Linked DNA regions of Homo sapiens: region 1 is linked to region 2. Evidence: chromatin contacts called from ENCODE Hi-C or POLR2A ChIA-PET data. All regions are on one chromosome and are shown on one strand. Each heading gives the region's core, a stretch centred on a gene start or an enhancer-like site at or near the end of the contact. The rest is flanking DNA. Distances are from core to core; before and after follow the strand shown.

Region 1 (3,444 bases), core at 254-2,753, 660 kb after region 2:
TTAACAAACCAAAACCCCAACTGTACAAAAAATTTTTAAATTAGCCAGGCGTGGTGGCACGTGCCTGTGGTCTCAGCGGCTCAGGAGGCTAAGCAAGGAAAATCACTTGGGCCCAGGAGTTCCAGGCTGCCGTGAGCTGTGATCGCACCACTGCACTCCAGCCTGCGCAACAGAGCAAGGCTGTCTCAAAATCAAAACAAAACAAAATGAAAGAAAAAGAAAGAAAGAAGGAAAGAAAGAAAGTAAATTCCGTGATGGTAAGTGATGGATCTGTGTTTCAAATAATATAGAGGGATCATATTTTACATATTCTCAGAATTCATATTATAAAGATCCCTACAGTGACTGCACAGTTAAGAATGCTCTCATAGATGTAAACTTCCAATCTACACTGTGGGCAACGCTAGATTTTTACAAATCAGGTTTGCTGTGTAACATATGCGTGTACTGTGCATTACTAAACCTAGTTCTAAATACAGCACAGCTGAAATTTTGTGGGTAACGTGATCATTCGGCAAATGTTGCCAGCCCCTATCATATTCAGAACCCTGTGTTCTGAGATGCTCAAGTTCAAGCTGAGGAATTTGCTAAACAAATCTCTGGCAAGGAATCAGCAGTGATTTTCTGTATCCTTAAATCCTTCCAAACAGAAATGGCAAAACATACGACCCGAGTCCATAATTCCTAAAGTTTCAATCTTCTCGCACTGTTTGAGTTTTAACTCGCTTATTCCCCCAAAGGAGTATGCCATTTACTTAATTTAAAAATTAAACAGCATAAAAACTTCTGAACTCTGAGTGAGACAGCGATCAGAGTTAAAAATAACTGATTTCGCGCGTTTCCGTGCAAAATGGGAGACAGACGTGACGGAGAGAGACCGAGCAGTGCCACGGCCCGGTAGAGGGTGCGGGGGCTTGCACCCGCTGGTGTTTGTGAGAGAGCGCTGGTGTAGACGCGAACGCAGCGCAGGCGGCCCGGCGGCGCGGCCTCAGGTCGGGGCCTTTCCAGCGTTCCAGCTACACCGAGCGCGCGGGGGCGAAAACATGTGCATGGTGTTTGGGGACTGTGCGCATGGGAGTGTTTTCACTGTCAACCAGGGTTCTTTTTCTTATTTTGAACCCATTTTCATGATGCACCGGAATGCTGAAGTTCAAAATTGCCTACGGAGAATTTTAAGACTAAAACCACACTAAGTTTCTTGTGTTAACTATAAATGCGGGTCAGAGTGAAAGCCGAGTAGGGAGGAGTGAAAAGGGGGAAAAGGGAAGAGATAAGAGGAAGAAAAGATGAAAGAGCCGGCGGAAGAGGGAGGGAAGCGGGGGCGGGCAGGCGAGCAGAGGCAGGGAAAGAGCGGCGCGGGTTGCGGGAAAGCTCCGCGCGCAGTACCCAACCGAGGCCCGGGCGCGCGGTCCTCCCGCCGGCAGGGGGCGCCCACCCGCCCGCCTCCGGCCCCTCGCGGCCAGCCGCCCCGCCCGCGCCTGCGCTTCCTGCCCCTCCTCGTCCGGGATGCTGCTGCCGCTACTGCGGAGTAGCTGCTTCCCTTCCTCCTCTCCCGGCGGCGGCGGCGGCAGCGGCGGAGGAGGAGGAGGAGGGGACCCGGGCGCAGAGAGCCGGCCGGCGGCGCAGTTGCAGCGCGGAGCCCACGGGCCGCCGGGGCCGCTCCAGCGGGCGGAAGCCGAGCCCGGGGCCGACCCCCCGCGCGCGGCGGAGGCCGAGGGGGCGCCGGGGCCCGGGGCGCGCAGCCGGGGGGCGGGCGGCGGCGGGCGGCGGGCCGAGCGGGAGCCGCATGCGTGTATGGATCCGGGCGCCGCGCTGCAGAGGCGGGCCGGGGGCGGCGGCGGTCTGGGCGCGGGCTCCCCGGCGCTGTCGGGCGGCCAGGGCCGCCGGAGGAAGCAGCCCCCCAGGCCGGCCGACTTCAAGTTGCAGGTCATCATTATCGGCTCCCGCGGCGTGGGCAAGACCAGCCTGATGGAGCGCTTCACCGACGACACCTTCTGCGAGGCCTGCAAGTCCACCGTGGGTAAGGGCGCCACGGCGACCCTGGGCCGGGCCTCCTGGCGCCCGGGCAGGTGCCCTTCGCCCCGTGGGCTTCGAGTCTCATCGAGCCTGGGAGTCTTTCGGGGATGGGCCTCTCGGTGAAACTAGGGGCGGGGGTCTCCTTGGAGCGCCCTGCATCCCAATCCCAAAGCCTGGCAGAGGTTTTCGTGCCGCCTCCGGGCAGACCTGCCCTTGGCCCCCGGCCCTGCCTCAGAGGTCCTGGCAGCCCCCGGGGCCTGTGGGGGCGGCTCTCCACGGAAACTTCGGCCCTTAGCATACTCGCCCAAGAAAAAGCTGGGTTCGAGTGGAGCGCAGGCAGGCAGGGGAGTGAACGCCTAAGGCCGCTCTCGCCCGGCCCGCCAAGGCCAGCGCGCGCCGTCTGCTGCGGGTGTGATCCCTGCGCAACCAGGGCAGTTTTCTTATTTTGAACCCATTTTCAAGAAATGAAGTTTAAAGTCACCTATGGAGAATGTTAAAACTAAAACTACAGTAAGTTTCTCGTGCTAGCCGTACGTACGGGGCAGAGGAGCTTCAGCTGTATTTATCCATGACCTCAAACAACCCGGTGACTGGCGGGCATGGGGTTGATTCCTCCAGTACCGCTGTTTTCGGTGAGGGACAGGAGTGAAGTAAGTACAGGAACGCTCCAGGGTCAAGGAGGAAAACAGCCGTGGATCTGAAATGGAAACTGCAGGGGAAATTTTTTTAATTAAGTCATGCTTAGAGGACTTGACATTGAGATTTCTCAGTTGGATGTGGGTAGCAGTTGTTTCTATGGAAAACCCCTTAAAAGATGTCCAAACTAGGAGAACCCCGTTCTTTAAAATAAAGGGCAGTCACTTCCGTGATAGGAAGTGAGAGATTTCCCCAGGGGCGGTCCAAGAAACTGAGTAGTCAGGAGATTTGATAGAATTAAAAGCATAATTTCATGTAATTCTATTTATTAATAGTGTTATAACCAGTGGTAGTTCCAAGGCTGTCAGTACGATTTTGAGATGACTTGATTTGAAATTGTCATGTAACAAAACAGTACTACATTTAAAGTGTCTTATTGGAAAGTGAAACCTCCAATTTTTGTACTGTCTTTCTTGGTTTGTTTTCAAGAACTTACTTCCCTTAATGCTTTTTTGGAATAGATCATTTTGGAAATATTTGTGATGTCTGTACCATATGTTTTTAAAATGTTGTCGTTGGAGACATTATATTAAAATGAGTAGCATAACTATACCTGTTTCAAATATCCAGTCTTGGATCATGCAGAGTACAGGGAGTTGTTAAACCATCAAATGAGGGTTAGGCTGTTATTTTAGTACCTGACATAAATAAAGTAGGGTTAAATTCCGTTTAGAATTGTCAATATTTTATGGCTCCGTACTTCAGTATATAAAAATGAGAGATAATAGAGTT
Region 2 (3,579 bases), core at 751-3,250:
CAAGGTAACAAGTTTTCTGTATTTTTACTCCCCTGTTGCACTAATTAACATAATATTTTGAAGAGGCAAAAACAAAAAATGTCTTCACACTTAATTTTGCATCGCTCAGTCTTTAAGGTGTTGATCATGGCAGAATTTTAGTTTCCTGCTCAGCTATTCTCCTGGTACAACTGCCCATGGGTAATAAGCAACTGCACCAAGGTCTGCATGAAAACAGCATGGATAATATACCATTGGGTGTCTGACTGTTTTGCTCTGACAGCTTATATTGCTTCTTTTTGTCCTCCCCACCCCACTTGATACAGGGCATTGATGTGCGAGATGCTCCTCTGAAGGAAATCAAGGTGACCAGCTCCCGACGCTTCATTGCTTCATTTAATGTTGTGAATACCACCAAACGAGATGCTGGAAAGTACCGCTGCATGATTCGCACTGAAGGAGGTGTTGGAATATCAAACTATGCAGAGTTGGTAGTTAAAGGTATTTAATGTGTTTTTATACCAGAATATTCTTCTAAAGTAGATATGTTAGGTGTTGTTAGTTCATTATCCCTTTAAAGCTCAAACTTACCCTTGTCTGTTTCTGAGCAGTGGTTTGATGACAGGCTATTTTGATGGATTGCATTTTAAGTACAAATTTTGCACGTGAACAATATTTTTGAAAAATGTGTTTTATCTATGTTGATTTAGTTGCACAAAAAACAATGAATGTGCTCTTGGCAAAGTCTTCTGCCAACTCTATATACAGAGATTACAACTTATAAATTTTTTTTAAGGAATAAAATTTTTTACTGATGAAAAATCACTTAAAATGCAAATATTCATCAGCCAGCGTGTTTATGATAGCAGAGTGGTTAATAAAATGAAGCAGTGTCAGTATAAACATGCTCAGTCATATCACACAAGCCATATTGATAATTCTGTGTTAACATTCATAATGTTCCAGTTAGGTTCTATTACTATATTTTGCATGACTGAAAAATTGAGTCATTATATTTAAGAAGGTGGGGGATGAGGGAAAATAGAAAGGGGAAATAAGTTTCCTTTAGCCGGTTTAATGGGTTTTTTGTAGGCTGAGGAATTTATAGCATTAAGCCACCAAGACAATTTTTGGTCCCAGACAGGATAATTTGGACTTTGAGGTGTACCATGAGGCATTTTTAGACAACCTGTGGCAAGCCATTGCTGTTTTTCCTAGGAGAACAGAATGAGGACTGCTTTAAGAAAAGTTTTCCCTGCATTTGTTAAATATGGCACATAAAATTGATCTCTCTACATATATAATCCCAGCACTTTGAGAAGCTGAGGCCAGAAGTTCCAGACCAGCCTGGGCAACATATTGAGACTCCACCTCTACAAAAATTTGTAAAAATAAAAAAAGCTAGCCAGGTGTGGTGGCAGTGCCTATACTCCCAGCTAGTCAGGAGGCTGAGGTGGGAGGATTACCTGAGTCCAGGAGTTCTAGGCTGCAGTGAGCTATGATTGTGCCCCTGCATTCCAGCCAACCTGGACAGAGTGAGACCCTGTGTCTTAGACAAAAATTGTCTGTTTCTTATGTGGTATAAAAGCAATAGCTTTTATCTGCACATTTCTCAAGATAGGCAGCTTTAAAGATTGCTGGATTCAAATCCCAGAACTAGGTATGTGGCTATGGGCCAGTGGCTTGCCCTGTATGTGCTGCTGTTTCCTTGTGTGTAAGGTAGATATCAGATAATAATGTTATCTACCTTACAGGGCCATGAGGAAGATCAAATGCAAAGTGTATATTATATATAGGACACTTAGTATACATAGTGAGCAATGGGTGCTTGAAAGGCCCTTGGTGGGAAGGGAGAGGAGGACAGGGATAAACTTCTCTCTGGTCCAGTCTGTCAGTGGTCTTCACTGGGGAATGGATGTCTGAACTACCTTTCTGACTTTTTAAAAATGTAAATACCTGCCCACCTATTGTCTCCTCCCTGTCTGGCCACACCCATATTGAGTCAGAATATCCAGGGACACAGCCTCTGTTATAAAACCTCCAATGAGTCAGCCATATGCTCTGTTGTGAGATCACCACTGCCAGTGTTAGTTAGTCACACGTAGCTTATGGGGGACAGTGCACCCCAGTGAGGCCACCTCGAGAATCGTCTGCAGCAGTGACTGATGTTCGGCGTAAGGAAGTGCACATTAAGATATCTACTCGGATAATGTATTTGTCACAGCAGATTCTTAACATGTTTTTATTTGTGATGAGACTTGAACCAGCCTAATATTTAGGTTTAAAGTCTCTAACAAAACTAAGATTCTTCCCTGCTGTACACACCCTACCCTGTTGAAAGTGCTCTGGCAAGTGAGACATCATGATGTACAGAAAGGACACTAGTTTGCCTACAAACTGTTTTGTCATTTTAGAGTTCATCATTATCATCATCATTATTACTACCATTATTTAATTTTCATCTTGGTTCATTTGTTTTTGATTATTTTTCCTTTTCTTTCAGTTGCTATACTGCTTCACTGTGACCTGCCACTACCCATGTTATTGATTAGTGGGATGCAAATCTAGTAGTATCTCTAAAAATTCCCTTGTGGAAAAGTTAATTTGTTGGAAGTTATAAGTAAATTATAAATTTCTAGTCTACCTGAACAAACATAAATAGAAAGAATGAATAGATTCGTATTCATATTTGTGCACCACATTTTCCTGTCTTATGGCAGTGTAGTAGTATCTTGGCTCACTGTGATAAAAATTACCAGGGACTTATTTCCATTTCCGCACACTGCCACAGCTCATGACAATTTGCATGCAGTTAGGACTCAAATATGAAATTTAACTTTTTCTCCAATTATAATTTTATGGCCATATTTTGTATATAGATATATTTTTTAATGAGATAACATGCTAGATACTACTAGTTTTATAAGGTTATTACCTTGAGGCAATTACTTTAAAATATACACTAACATTTTTAGGCCACTTGTCTATAATTTAACACTTTTTTATATACCATATCATATTTGGAGTGCTAAATTTTACAAATGGGAGAAACTAAAGTCCATAGAGTTTTTAACCTTTTAAGGTCACACACTGATTTGTGGCCAGCCTCCCAAATAAAGACCAAGTCCTTTAATTGACTAACCATCACTCTCATCTTTATTCATGTCTAGCCACTTTTGATAACCAAGGACATAAAAATATTTCATATAATCTCCACAATGCATGTATATATGCATATATATATCAATACCCTATTTAGTTACGTTTCTATATTTCATATGTAAACATATTTCATACAGTTAAATATGATACTGACATATTTATTGATGTATTAGGCATTTACATGTGCGTATCCATTAGATATATGTCTGTGTGTGTATAAATACTGCCATTACTGGCTTGATTTAGAATTAGTTTTATGGTGTCCTTTCACTTGAATTAAGAAATATTTTAAATTGCATTTTATCACTTTGTACAGATTAAGATTCTTGCCTTCTCCTTCCTTCCTTCTTTACCTCTTTCATCCTTTCCCTTTGGGAAAATTTGTTGAAAATGCAAATGTGGCCGGGCACAGTGGCTCATGCCTGTAATCCCAGCACT

What was found. A loop is a pair of places that touch in the nucleus more often than their neighbours do. ChIA-PET counts read pairs that join two places held with the same protein, here RNA polymerase II (POLR2A). Pooled maps may share reads with other maps.
Region 1: a loop to region 2 is called in a map of CD4-positive, alpha-beta memory T cell, with 9 times the contacts of the local background. The contact joins the promoter of RAB12 here to the enhancer-like site in region 2. A Hi-C loop is called at or near these places in 2 of 168 maps with a recorded cell type or tissue (CD4-positive, alpha-beta memory T cell and GM12878), 9 of 37 single-sample maps with no recorded cell type and 11 of 50 pooled maps. POLR2A ChIA-PET finds 5 or more read pairs at or near these places in 3 of 52 experiments (HEK293T, PC-9 and activated T-cell).

The regions. Positions count from the first base shown.
Region 1 is chr18:8,607,934-8,611,377 of GRCh38, forward strand. RAB12 (RAB12, member RAS oncogene family) reads left to right here and starts at 1,504. Exons shown (of 6, transcript NM_001025300.3): 1 at 1,504-2,020. The coding sequence starts at 1,507. RefSeq lists silencers at 1,332-1,561, 1,992-2,291 and an enhancer at 2,742-2,791.
Region 2 is chr18:7,948,876-7,952,454 of GRCh38, forward strand. PTPRM (protein tyrosine phosphatase receptor type M) reads left to right here. Exons shown (of 33, transcript NM_001105244.2): 6 at 306-480. Among named protein-coding and RNA genes, the nearest start is that of PTPRM, 380 kb to the left of the region's middle. Within about 2 kb of position 2,001, at least 3 of the 41 ENCODE cell types and tissues checked have a DNase peak (open chromatin) inside an H3K27ac peak, as active enhancers do; they include PC-9, where a contact is called at or near this core.